Linked DNA regions of Homo sapiens: region 2 is linked to region 1. Evidence: chromatin contacts called from ENCODE Hi-C or POLR2A ChIA-PET data. All regions are on one chromosome and are shown on one strand. The core of a region is the stretch at or near the end of the contact, and the rest is flanking DNA. Distances in the headings are between cores, read along the strand shown. Region 1 holds the start of CFAP410 (cilia and flagella associated protein 410). Region 2 overlaps TRAPPC10 (trafficking protein particle complex subunit 10).

What was found. Hi-C counts contacts between places; a loop is a spot of excess contacts on that map. ChIA-PET counts read pairs that join two places held with the same protein, here RNA polymerase II (POLR2A). Pooled maps may share reads with other maps.
Region 2: a loop to region 1 is called in a map of CD4-positive, alpha-beta T cell, with 4 times the contacts of the local background. The contact joins the enhancer-like site here to the promoter of CFAP410 in region 1. A Hi-C loop is called at or near these places in 1 of 168 maps with a recorded cell type or tissue (CD4-positive, alpha-beta T cell) and 4 of 50 pooled maps. POLR2A ChIA-PET finds 5 or more read pairs at or near these places in 3 of 52 experiments (CD4-positive, alpha-beta memory T cell, common myeloid progenitor, CD34-positive and naive thymus-derived CD8-positive, alpha-beta T cell).

Annotation. Positions count from the first base shown.
Region 1 is chr21:44,337,982-44,344,945 of GRCh38, reverse strand. CFAP410 (cilia and flagella associated protein 410) reads left to right here and starts at 5,556. Exons shown (of 7, transcript NM_004928.3): 1 at 5,556-5,828. The coding sequence starts at 5,752. RefSeq lists enhancers at 931-1,486, 2,229-2,872, 2,873-3,515, 5,378-5,597 and silencers at 5,598-5,967, 6,268-6,387.
Region 2 is chr21:44,085,918-44,092,451 of GRCh38, reverse strand. TRAPPC10 (trafficking protein particle complex subunit 10) reads right to left here. Exons shown (of 23, transcript NM_003274.5): 16 at 5,492-5,650; 17 at 4,524-4,753; 18 at 2,519-2,619; 19 at 403-529. Among named protein-coding and RNA genes, the nearest start is that of PWP2, 18 kb to the left of the region's middle. Within about 2 kb of position 2,876, at least 9 of the 41 ENCODE cell types and tissues checked have a DNase peak (open chromatin) inside an H3K27ac peak, as active enhancers do; they include CD4-positive, alpha-beta T cell, where a contact is called at or near this core.

The DNA.
Region 1 (6,964 bases), core at 4,307-6,806:
GGCAGGAGGGAGCAGCGGTTGATCCATGGTACCTTGTCCTCAGCAGTATCCCTAGCTGCAAGCCAGAAACCCCGACCCACTGGCTGAAACCACAAAGCGGGTGTCGGCCCTGTGTGCCTGGTGATGGCGGTGGTGGCCTTGCTTCAAAGACTCGACAGGAAGCTCCTGTGTCCCCCACTCTGCGTGTCTCTGGGAAGCAGGCTCTGTGTGTAGCCCCCTGAGATTTACTGGGGAGCAGCGTGCCTAACTCACCCCCTGTAAGAAGGGAGGCCCAGGGCTGGGCAGGGGGCCAAGGCTGTGACGTAGGTCCAGTGGAGCCTTCGTGAGCCCACCAGAGCTCTGAGGCCCGTGGCCGTCACACTGTGCCCCTGCAAGCACCCACAGCCTGAGCCTGTTGGAAGCTTCCTACCACTGCTGGGGACCAGCTCCAGACTCATTAGCAGTGAACATTCTGCCTGCTTGGTGTAGAAGAGCTCAGAAGGCACTGCTCTGAGACTTTTCTGTCATCCCACATCTTACACCAACCTGAGGACTAAGCTCTGATTTTTTTTTTTTTTTTTTTTGAGGTGGATTCTCGCTCTGTGGCCCAGGCTGGAGTGCAGTGGCGCGATCTCGGCTCACTGCCAAGCTCCGCCCTCCAGGTTCACGCCATTCTCCTGCCTCAGCCTCCCAAGTAGCTGGGACTACAGGTGCCCACCACCACGCCCAGGTAATTTTTTGTATTTTTAGTAGAGACGGGGTTTCACCATGTTAGCCAGGATGGTCTCAATCTCCTGACCTCGTGATCTGCCCGTCTTGGCCTCCCAAAGTGCTGGGATTACAGGTGTGAGTCACCACGCCTGGCCAGCTCTGATTTTTTTTCTTGCCTATATTCCTATCTAAGGGATATGGAGAGTCATGCCCTACAAACCATAAATTCTCATCAGACGGGTTTTATTTAACCCTATATGTCATAACTTACTTTCCAATCTGACTCTGGCATAACATGACAAGGAATAAAATCAAAATATTTTACCCCGAAACATGTTTCCTGCCATATTTTGAGACGCTCCTGCAAAGCCGTCCTTTGTGGGAGAAAATGTGCATCTGGAAGGAATCTCTATTCACATAGCTTGATCTTTTTCTTCCAGGCCCTCCCAATCCTGACGAGATTAACTGAGAGTCTAGCACCTTTTAAAGGTGTGAATAGGAAACATTCGTCATCGATTGTCTCTAAGGGCAGCCATTAAAGACTTCAAAAGAACCTTGGTCCCCACAGTCTTTTTTTTTCTTTTTTTCTGTGCAGTGGCGCAATCTCGGCTCACTGCAAGCTCCGCCTCCCGGGCTCACACCATTCTCCTGCCTCAGCCTCCCGAGTAGCTAGGACTACAGGCGCCCGCCCCCATGCCCAGCTAATTTTTTTGTTTGTTTTTTGTATTTTTAGTAGAGACAGGGTTTCACCGTGTTAGCCAGGATGGTCTCGATCTCCTGACCTCGCGATCCGCCCGCCTCGGCCTCCCAAAGTGCTGGGATTACAGGCGTGAGCCCCCGTGCCCAGCGGTCTCCACAGTCTTTTATCTGAACCTGAGCATTTCCTTTCTATGGATCCCAGGTCTTTAGACAAACTCAACCGTCAACCAGAAAATGTTTAAATTCACCGATAGCCTGGAAGCCCCCACTTTGAGTTGTCCCGCCTTTCTGAATCAAACCAACGTATTTCTTAAATGTATTAGATTGCTGTCTCATGCCTTCCTAAAAAGTAAAAAACCAAGCTGTGCCCCGACCACCTTGGACACATGTTCTCAGGATTTCCTGAGGGCTGCGTCACGGGCCATGGTCATTCATATCTGGCTCAGAATAAATCTCTTAAAATATTTTACAGAGTTTGACTCTTTTTGTCAACACCACGATATAGAAGGTTAAATAAAACCCATCTGATGAGAATTTATGGTTTGTAGGGCATGACTGTCCATGCCCTTTAGGAATTTGGGCAAGATAAAAAAAGAAAAATCAGAGTTTAGTCCTCAATTACTTCAAGGCCGAGAGTGAGTTCTGGCCTTGAAGTAATCTTGTTGGAGACAGAATGAGGTGTCCGGTCCCTTTCAGGAGCTGACCCCTGAAGCTTCCAAGCAAAGAGATGACCAGATAAGTGAGCATGGTGTGTGCTTAACAGGCATCCAGGTAAACTAAATGTGCATAAGGCCTGAGAGCACAGGATGGGAACGGAGTGGAGGTTCACATTCCCAGGCTGTATTTCAAGATGGAAGGTAACACAAGCAGCTTGTCTCAGTTACATCTTCAGACTAGGGTGGAGGAGGAGGAAAGGGGAAAGGGGAAAAAGTTTTAAAACATGGTTTGAGGCTTAGCTGTGTGAAAGGAATATAAAGCTCAAGACCTTAAAATCACTAAGTCAAGGGAAAAGTCAGCTGGAAAATGCATCAGGCAAACCTGCCTCCAATTTTATTCCTAAATAAGATCGCTACAAAGATAAAAAGCTATGAAGCTCCCTCACAATTTGCCCACAAGGAAATTCCTTGTGGGCCTCAAGATCTTTACCCTCAAACAGTTCTGTTGAATTTCACCCTGGAATGTAAACTGATAGCTGATCTTCACAGGTGTGGGACAGGAGGTCATCCCCCTGCTCACCGGAGACACATGCCTATCTGTTTGCTTTCTCTGCCTTATTGTTTATGTAAAAATGCAGATTTACTAAGCTAGACCAAATTGTGTATTCAGTGAAAGGACTCAAAAGAATGCAATCTTTTGTCTCTTATCCACCGATGACCTGGAAGCTGGAAGCCTCCCTCCACCCCCACAACCCCACCCGGCCTTCAAGGTGTCCTGCCTTTCCAGACTGAACTAATGTACATCTTTTTTTTTTTTTTAAGACGGAGTCTCGCTCTTGTTGCGCAGACTGGAGTGCAATGGCACAGTCTCGGCTCACTGCAACCTCTGCCTCCCGGGTTCAAGCGATTCTCCTGCCTCAGCCTCCAAAGTAGTTGGGATTACAGGCGCCCACTGTCAGGCCTCTGAGCCCAAGCTAAGCCACCATGTCCCCTGTGACCTGCACGTACACATCCAGATGGCTGGTTCTCGCCTTAACTGATGACATTCCACCATAAAAGAAGTGAAAATGGCCTGTTCCTGCCTTAACTGATAACATTGTCTTGTGAAATTCCTTCTCCTGGCTCATCCTGGCTCAAAAGCTCCCCTACTGAGCACCTTGTGACTCCCACTCTGCCCGCCAGAGAACAACCCCCCTTTGACTATAATTTTCCTTTATCTACCCAAATCCTATAAAACGGCCCCACCCTTATCTCCCTTCACTGACTCTCTTTTCAGACTCAGCCCACCTGCACCCAGGTGAAATAAACAGCTTGATTGCTCACACAAAGCCTGTTTGGTGGTCTCTTCACATGGACACGAGTGAAACCCACCACCGCGCCCAGCTAATTTTTTGTATTTTTAGTAGAGACAGGGTTTCACTATGTTGGCCAGGCTGGTCTCGAACTCCTGACCTCAGGCCATCCACCTGCCTCAGCCTCCCAAAGTACTGGGATTATAGGCGTGAGCCACCGCGCCCGGCTTAATGTACATCTTATACATATATTTTTTCTTCTTTTTCCATCTTACACATATTGATTGATGTCTCATGTCTCCCTAAAAATGTATGAAAGCAAGCTGTGCCCCAGCCACCCAGGGCACATGTCATCAGGACCTCCTGAGGCTGTGTCATGGGCTTGTCCTTAACCTTGACAAAATAAACTTTCTAAACAGATTGAGTCCTGTCTCAGATATTTTGGATTCACAGCTGCTAAGCTGCTCGGTTACAATTGAAGGCTCATGGGTTAGGGGTTGTTCAAAGGTAGTTTGGTGAACAGGGGGCTAGGGCATGGGGAGTGCTGATTGGTTAGGTGCGAGATGAAATCTAGCTGTCCTTTTGGTCCTTTTGTGCTGCATGGCTTCTGGGTGGGGCCACAGGAGCTGTTGGCAAGACATTTAGCTGGATCCATCCGTGTGAGACATGCAAGAAACCTGCAAAGGTACAATAGTGATGTTACCTGCAGGAGTAATTGGGGAAGTAGCTTATCTTGTGACCTCCAGAATAATGGCTGACGAATGTTTACATCTGCATCTTAGTGGAATTCATGCTCCTCTATCCTTCTAGGCTGGTAGTGTAACCGCCCAATGGGTTCGCCTTGCCCACTGCCTAGACAGAACCGATTTATCAAGGCAACGGAATTGCAATGGAGAAAGAGTAATACACACAGAGCTGGCTGTGCAGGAGAGCAGAGTTTTATTATCACTCAAATCAGTCTCCCCAAGCATTCGGGGATCCGTGTTTTTAAGGATAATTTGGCGGGTATGGGCTCAGAAAGTGGTGAGTGCTGATTGGTCAGGTCGAAGATTAAATCATAGGGGGTCAAAATGAGTTCTGGCTGACTTCTGTCCCTGGGTGGGATCACACACATGGTTGAGCCAGATTATCCGTTTGGGTGGTGTCATCTGCTGCATCTGAATGCAGGGTCTACAAAATATTTCAAGCACTGACCTTAAGTTTTGCAACAGTGATGTTATTCCCAGAAGCAATTTGGGGAGGTTCAGACTCTTGCCGCCAGAGGTTGCATGGCCCCTAAACTGTAATTTTTAATCTCGTAGCTTAATTTGTTAGTCCTACAAAGGCAGACTGGTCCCCAGGCAAGAAGGGTTTTTTTGGGAAAGGGCTATTATCAATTTTGTTTCAGTTTAATCTATAAACTAAATTCCTTCCCAAGGCTAGTCTGGTCTACACCCAGGAATGAACAAAAGCAGCTTAGAGGATAGCAGGAAGATGGGGTGGGTGAGGAGATCTTCCCCTGTCATAATTTCTTCAGTTATGATTTTTGCAAAGGCGGTTTCAGTGGTCTCATTAGCTTTACAAAGGCTGTTTAGTTTTGAGGAAGGGCTGCTATCACTTAAACTATAAATGTCTCCCAAAGTTACCTTTGCTTATCCAGGAATAATTAAGGGCAGTTTTAAGGCCAAAGGCAAGATGGGGGTTGGCCAGATCTCCTTCAAGGCCAACCTTCTCTCACCGATACAATTTTTTGCAAAGGCGGTTTCAGAACGTCAGAACGCCTGTCTTAATGTAACTGTGGCCCATGTAACGATGTTTAGAGGGTCTTATCTGATTTCTAAAAGGTTGAAATGCTTGTAAGGGCTCTGCTGGACCTGCCCGTGCGTCTTTCCTATAAATGCGTCTTTTCTGTAAATGCTGGGAGGGAGGGAGACAAGGAATCAACACAGCCCCAGGGCTGCCCTGGGTTTATTCCAAGAGTTTGAATCGCGTAACTTGGAGCTGTGTAGCGCCCATGCCATCCACGCTAGGCCTGCGCTCAGAGTCAGGCCTAGGCACTCGGCCATGATGCGCGTCGGACCGAGCCCACCCCGCTCGGTTCCTGGGAGCAGCAGTTCAGCCCTCACTGGGCCGACTCGGGGACCGCCACCTGCACCCACCCTCTGCTCGCTGCGCGCTTCCGGGGTCGCGTTAGAATCGCGTCAGAGAAGGGCGCCCCAGGCCGCGCATGAGCAGGAGCAGAGCCAACGTGTCAGCGGCGCCCAAGCGGCCCCAGCGGGCTCGCGTCGCCCCGCTCTCCTCACCGAGCCGCCAATCGGCTCAGGATCCGCCCCTGACGACGCGGGCCCCGCCCCTGGAGACACGCGCCGCGCAGTCGTCACCCGCCCGGGATCAGGAGGCCGGGGGCGCCCGCCGGTCGGGCCTGGGCGGCCGCCATGAAGCTGACGCGGAAGATGGTTCTGACCCGGGCCAAGGCCTCGGAGCTGCACAGCGTGCGCAAGCTCAACTGCTGGTGAGGCGGGGCCTGGCCGCGGCCGCCCCGGGGTGGGGGGAGGAGCCGGGGCGGGGCGAGGGCGGAGCCGGAGGGAGGAGCCGGGGCGGGGAGAGGGCGGAGCCGGAGGGAGGAGCCGGGGCGGGACGAGGGCGGAGCCGGAGGGAGGAGCCGGGGCGGGGAGAGGGCGGAGCCGGGGCGGGGAGAGGGCGGAGCCGGGGCGGGGAGAGGGCGGAGCCGGAGGGAGGAGCCGGGGCGGGACGAGGGCGGAGCCGGAGGGAGGAGCCGGGGCGGGACGAGGGCGGAGCCGGAGGGAGGAGCCGGGGCGGGACGAGGGCGGAGCCGGAGGGAGGAGCCGGGGCGGGGCGGGGCGGGGGCGGAGTGGAAGGGGGGAGGGGCAGGGGCGAGGGCGGCGAAGGAGCCGCGGGTGAGGGAGGGGAGGAGGCCGGGGGTCGGGGTCGCCTGGGCCCCCCCCCATTTCCCGGCCCGCCTTTGCCCCGGGTGCCCTGTGGGCTGGGTCTGTTGTCTGGGGTTGCCAGCAGTCACTGGGACCAAGTCGAATAGGAGAGAGAACTGAGCTTTCCAGGACTGAGTCAGGAAACACGTTGGTAATCAGTACTGGGGGCGGCCGTTCCCAGGGTACTCCTAGCAGGTGACAGGAAGGGACGTGGGTGCGGTGGGACCCAGGCAGGCTGAAAGGCAGGTAATGCTGAGTCTCACTGAGCCAAGGAAGACCAGGAGCTTCCAGAAGAGGGAGCCTGGAGTTGAGGCCTGCAAGATCTCCAGGGTTCCCTGGGGACTCAGCAGAGTGACCGCGCCGTGTCAACTGGCCTCACCGTGCAGGCGGGTGTGGGGGTCAGCGAGAGCAGACGCTTCCTCCCAGGGGTGTCCGCAGACTGCCCAGAGTGAGCTCTTCCCTGTTAATTAAAAAGCTTTTCTCTCTGCCCTGGCATATCTGGTGTTTTGGCTACAATTCCCGTGTCATTTGCTTTCAATAATGCATTTCTTTGTTTTGCATGGGGTGGTCAGTACTCCCACTAAGCTGGGAGAAACAACAACCCTGTTTCAGGCTTTTAAAGTTTGCTTCATAAGTTGCCTGTTCACCCTTTGAACTTGACCTCTTATAAAGACGCCCTTGTTTATGTCTGTCAGTGAGA
Region 2 (6,534 bases), core at 1,627-4,126, 250 kb after region 1:
AGATGCAGGCACAAGCATGGCTCTTTTACAAAGGCACCAAGGTGTCGGGCACCATCGCTCTGGCACTGGCAGGCATCAGGCTCTGGGCAGAGTGGAGCAGTGCCCATGCAATCAACAGTGCGTTCAAACAGAAGCTTGGATCTGCACACGTCTACGCATAGAGTGGGACCAGTTTCAGATTTAATTCTTCTAAAAAGAAGAATTCATCCATCCAGCCACCCGCTTACTCAGGAGCAAGCCTCGATCCAGCCTCAGGGCAGCCGGAGGAGCTGCACAGGAGCCTTTACTCATCAGCAGTGCAGCTGTTCTATCTAAAGGCTCAGTCGCAACACATACTACATCATTTCCGTACACTCTGGTTCTCTGTTGAGAAGTTTATGCTCAGGTCTACACAATGTTTACCTGCTGGGACTGCGTGTTCAGTGGTACTAGTTGCAGGTCGGTACTATCACCGGTATCTACAAGATAACTATCTGACAGCTGAAAGTCAAGTTCTGACAAATTCTGGACACAAACTTGAACATATTTCCTAAAGTGGAAAAACAAAAAGTATTATTTTGATATGTAAGAACTTTATTAAATATATCTTAGCTTTGTTAAGGAGACCCTCTCTGCCTGGGGAATCAAAAAAGCAACAAAGCAAAGTAAGCTAAGTTGTTGCATAAGTTTCCCTTCAGATTTCACACCGAAAAGTGCCAGAAAATAAACCTTTTTGGCCGGGCACGGTGGCTCACGCCTGTAATCCCAGCACTTTGGGAGGCCGAGGTGGGCAGATTATGAGGTCAGGAGATTGAGACCATCCTGGCCAACATGGTGAAACCCCATCTCTACTAAAAATATAAAAATTAGCCAGACGTGGTGGCACGTGTCTGTAATCCCAGCTGCTCGGGAGGCTGAGGCACGAGCATTGCTTGAACCTGGGAGGTGGAGGTTGCAGTGAGCTGAGATCACGCCACTGCACTCCAGCCTGGTGACAGGGCGAGACTCCATCTCAAAAAAATAACAAATAAAAATAAATAAAAAAAGTTTTTAAAGAGGCAAGTTCTGTGAGGCAATGGAAGAAAGAATATAGTTTCTGACCAGCCTTATTAAGTGATCATGGCTGGTCACCCTCACTGGCCTTTGGGGAGCCACGGGGAGACAGCAGCAGCCCTCCTCATTACAGGTGAAGACTCTCCATTGAGAGATGATAGGCGGGGCTTATATCCATTTCCATTACATGCAAAACTTTGAAAATATTAATAATAGTTACTATTTTTTGAGACAGAGTCTTGCTCTTGTCGCCCAGGCTGGGGTGCAATGGCACGATCTCAGCTCACTGCAACCTCTGCCTCCCAGGTTCAAGTGATTCTCCTGCCTCAGCCTCCCGAGTAGCTGGGATTACAGGCGCCCGCCACCATGCCCGGCTAATTTTTGTATTTTTAGTAGAGACGGGGTTTCACTATGTTGGTCAGGCTGGTCTTGAACTCCCGACCTCGTGATCCGCCTGCCTCGGCCTCCCAAAGTGCTGGGATTACAGGCATGAGCCACCACGCCCGGCTGAAAAATAATTTTTTAATAAGGTTCTTTTAGAGATTATTGATGTTTTTAACTATTAATATCTACAGTTCCCTTTGCTGTGATTTGAAGGGGAAAAAAGCTGCTAGTATAATGTTCCATTCTAAACATGGGTCTGACGTTTTTGTTTCCAAATTATCCACACATCATCAATGGATAAAAAGTTGTGGTGAGAGGCCAGGCTAGCATCCCGAGCCCATTGATCAACGCTAGCACCGTCACTAAGGTAGGACACCTGGACACCGTGGGCCTCCCGGTGCAGTCAACAGGAAGCACACAGCCCCGCCTGCCTCAAAGCAGAACTGGAGTCTACTCAAGCCTTTAGGGCAGCTGTTTTCCACTGGGGCACGTCCGCCCCACCCAGAGGACACTGGGCAGTGTCTACAGACATCTGTGGCTGCCACACCTGCAGGTGGGGAGTGCTACTGGCATCTCATGGGAGAGCCTGGGGTGCTGCTCAACACCCTACAGCACACAGGAAAGCCCCTACAACAGAGTTATCTAGCCCAAAATGTCACTAATGCTGAGCTTAAAAGCTCCTGTTCTAGAGGTTGCAGGCAATTGACAAGAAATACAGGGACAGGAGAACTAGTTAACAAATCCAGCCAGATCCAGAAAGGCGGGCGTCCAGAGGAAACCTGGCCTGCAAGTGAACAAGTCGATGGCTTGAAAACAGGGAAGAAAGGATGAACAGAGATCTAGTGGTCTGATGGAGATTTTGGACCCCAAGTCACACAAAGCAACCATAAAAGGTCATTTTCAGACAGTTGGGAAAACCTGAATATGAACTGGATGTCACAGGACACCAGGGAATTGTGGATTTTAAGACACAAACAATGGCCTTGTGGTCACATAAGAAGACATCCTTGGTCACCACGAAGGCCAGTTTTGAACATTAGGAACCTCCACTTAGAAGAGTCTGGGGAAAGAAGCCAGGGCCCGCACGCTACGCCTCCGTTACCGTGTTCCTGAGGACAGGAGGCTGTGTGTGGTCCTGAAGGGTACGCTGAAGGTCAGTGCGATGACTGTGGAGTAGATGGACCACGGGCAGTCAATCGACACCTGAGGAGGAAGCACAAAGACACTCTCAGACCACTCGCCGACGGACAGCACAGCCACCACCACTGCTGCCCAGACTCACCTGCAGTGCCCGCCCACGCCCTAGACATTTTATTATGGCTTCAACCACTCATTATCCAGGAAGCAAAGCCTTACCCAACACATACACAAACCAACGAGAAACAGGAAGCTATGCATACAGACAAGAGAAACGAACGCAGAACTGGCAAGACATGCACACATCACCAGAGTCACCTCAACGGCGGAAGAGCACAGCCGTCCTCTAAGCAGCAGACCCACCTGCTGCTCCCATACACGCAGGGCCGCGGAGCCATGCATGTTGCAATGTGCACAGGGTTTTGACAAAGTGCTTTCAGTCATGTATTTCCAGATGACATTAGCCAATCAGTAACTACTCCATAGTTAATGAATTATCTAAGCATTTAATCCATGTGAGGCTGAATATGTAACTGAAAACCAAATCAGTTTAGGGGCACAGTGAGGACAAAGCTATTACATCCCTTAAGGGCAGGAAGGAAGCAAGTCTCAAGCCTTATTCCCCACAGGGAAGAGGTGAATACCCCAGCACACAGCGTGCGTGCCGCCAGTGCCAGGGAAGAGAGGATAACACGGCACATAGCACAGGTGCCACCAGCGCCAGGGAAGAGAGGATAACACAGCACACAGCACAGGTGCCACCAGCGCCAGGGAAGAGAGGATAACACGGCACATAGCACAGGTGCCACCAGCGCCAGGGAAGAGAGGATAACACGGCACATAGCACAGGTGCCACCAGCGCCAGGGAAGAGCGGGGTAACACGGCACACAGCACAGGTGCCGCCAGTGCCAGGGAAAAGAGGATAACACGGCACACAGCACAGGTGCCGCCAGCGCCAGAGAAGAGTGGGATAACACGGCACACAGCACAGGTGCCGCCAGCGCCAGGGAAGAGAGGATAACACGGCACATAGCACAGGTGCCGCCAGTGTCAGGGAAGAGTGGGATAACATGGCACACAGCACAGGTGCCGCCAGCGCCAGGGAAGAGTGGGATAACACGGCACACAGCACAGGTGCCACCAGCGCCAGGGAAGAGCGGGATAACACGGCACATAGCACAGGTGCCACCAGTGCTGCGCGCTCCTGCTGAGCTAAGCGCCACCTTCGTGAATGGTGAACGTCTGTGTGAGTTAAGGGAAAGACACTTCCTCAGGTTCTTCAAAAGCTGAACATTACAACATTCGTCTTCAGGCGTGGACTTGTCTGGTGACTCCGTGCTTTGGAAAGACGGCATGCCTTGCCCTTTGCCCCCGCTGCTCTTGGGCGTATACTGCGGCCCCTGGGCTGTTTCAGGGCCCTCAGGATTGATTTCTGGGCTACGAGACTTGGGCACACCCTGAGTAACATGATGCAGCGACACATTCCATGAGCTGATATCCTGTGGCTCTGGGACCGAAATCACATCTTTCTCAAGTAACTGTCAGTAAGTACCAGCACCAAAGCCTAAAATGAGACAGCTCCTCCGTGGCTGAGCTTATGAGTTTCAGTGGACAGACACCGAGGCACACACGACACAGACCTCCTCTGGCCTCGTCACCGGTCTAATGGACATGACCCAAGTTTTACGCCCCTCATGCCTAAGCCGGCCCTAACCTCTTACAGCAAACTCCCTGGCCCCTGGAACTGAGAGGGAAAGGTAGAGCTGGCTTGTCTCTGCCCTTGCAAAAAATGCACCCCTTATCTAAGAAAGGGTGATTCACAGACAGACAGAACTGCTAAACACATGCCCAGGGCATCGGGAATCAGAAGGAGCCAGGCTAACAGCAGGCATCGCTACATCGCCTTTCCCAGCAGGCAGGCGGGCGGCGGACGCCCCACAAGCTAAGCTCCTCCACTGTCCCTACTCACTTTGTGGTCTGTGGTAACCATGCAGCGGCCAGTTCTCTGTTTGTCCTTATGCTTCCTGTGGGGCTCTGCCATCCCCAGCATGTCACTCTCCCCTCCGAGTGCTGGGGCTGAAGGTAAAGAGAGAACTTCCAGTTCAAATTCGATCACGTGGTACGCAGGCGCAACAGGCAGACTGATGCTCGTGACCTTGTCGGAGGACTGAATCCGGAGCGCGGCCTCAGAAGACTGTTCTACGAAGGACAGAAAAAGTCACTTCAAAGCTGTTCCCTCGGTTTCACTTGTCCTTTTCCTTACAGCAGGTGATGGCCCAGCAGTGAGGCCACTGCTCAACCTCTCCCGCTCCTGCGCACCTGGCAGGCAAACCCAAGAACAAGGCCCCTAGGACAGAGCAGCCCTGTGTGAAAGCCGGCAGGCAGGCGCCCAGACCCATCATTGATCTCAATCTGAAGAGAGGAAAAGGGCATTTCCCACGGGGCCCACCCAAGTCCTGTGTAGGTCCCTGCATGACTTTCTCCCGTTCCAGCTCATCCGCAGATCCACCCCCACCCCAGGGGAGCAGGGTCCTCCCCTTCCCCTTCCTCGTGGCTGGGAGGATGGGAGTGCTCAGGGCTCTCAACAGCACCTGCAAGGGCTGCTCTGCTTTTGCTTCTCGGGAGCAGGGCCAGCCCAAGGGGGACAGGGTCTGGCAGGCATCACCATGGAACGTGACCCCAGCCGTGACCCCCATCTCCTAATCCTCAGCCAGACAAGCACTGCTCGGCCACTCAGCGTGTGAACCACTCTCAGTTTATCACCTCAGATGGGACCCCAGCACAGGCATCAGGCCGCAGGGCTCCTATGGAACACGGACTCCAGACACTGTTGAGGGGCGCTCAGCAGGATGGCAGCAAGGCCAGGCTCACCCTCACACCCACACAGTGCAGGGCAAGGTGGGCATCCTCCTTGGGCCTGGGTGGGCGGCACCTCACCTCTCGTGTTGGAGTAGACCACAGCCCTGCTCTCCGCCTGGCACAGGATGAGCATGGCTTCGGCATTGCTAAGCTGCAGGCTGTCTCCATTCTTTATCGTATAATGGCCGGTAGTGACAGTGAACTTGACTCTCTGAGGAATGCCTGCCAGAAGGCTATCTAAAGGAAAAGAGATCGTGGCTCAGCACCGCTGCCAACCGGAAGACAGCATCTCAGGGCCCGCAATGGGGTGAAAGGGGCTCTATTTCTTTTACTATGAAAGATTTGCTCCTTTGGGATCTCCATGAATTCCTTCTACTTCCATTCCCTTCTGCCCTAACTTTTCATCTCAATGATGTGGACTACAGGGTTGAAGGAGAACCTTGCTGGGGAAAAAAGAATCCTGTGAGTCAAGGAGTCTTATACCCATCTTGGTTCAGCAAGTCAGGGATTATGATCATGACTACGTCTCTGAGGGTCACAAAATTTGCCTGCCCATTAGTAGTAGAAGAGAATCACATAATGAGGCTTAAGAAGAGACTGTAAAGAAAACTTGACTGTGCTGGTGCTGCTCAAATATTCAAAACCTTCTCTGGATTTTTCAGCTTCAGGCCACGGGCTTTTGGGTTAAGAACAGTCAGCAGTCAGGTGGCTCCCCCTCACTCCAAGACAGCAATGAGAGGCAGGAGTGAGCTGAGGCCTCTGAGAATCCTGCTGCAGGGAAGACAGAAGGCAGGCAAGATACCAGGACCGGGGGGAGAGTGGACAGAGACAGGGGACACTAGGCAGGAAGCAGGAGCCAGGCCATGAGCCTGGCACTGCAGCCGCTGGGCCATGGGGAGGGCAGGGCCTGCTGGCTGGTGCTTCGGCTCCCCTGCGGGAATCGAGTTCAGCTTCTCTACACAATGTTCCAATGGAAGAATCACTGGAGAGACTGACTGCTGTGTCCCACATCTGACAGCCTTTGCTGGTGGCCACACAAGAGGCACAAATGCAGAAAAATAGGGGGAATGGGGGAATAACAGAAAAATGCCCTTTGTGATTTTTTTCCACGTAGAAGAAAC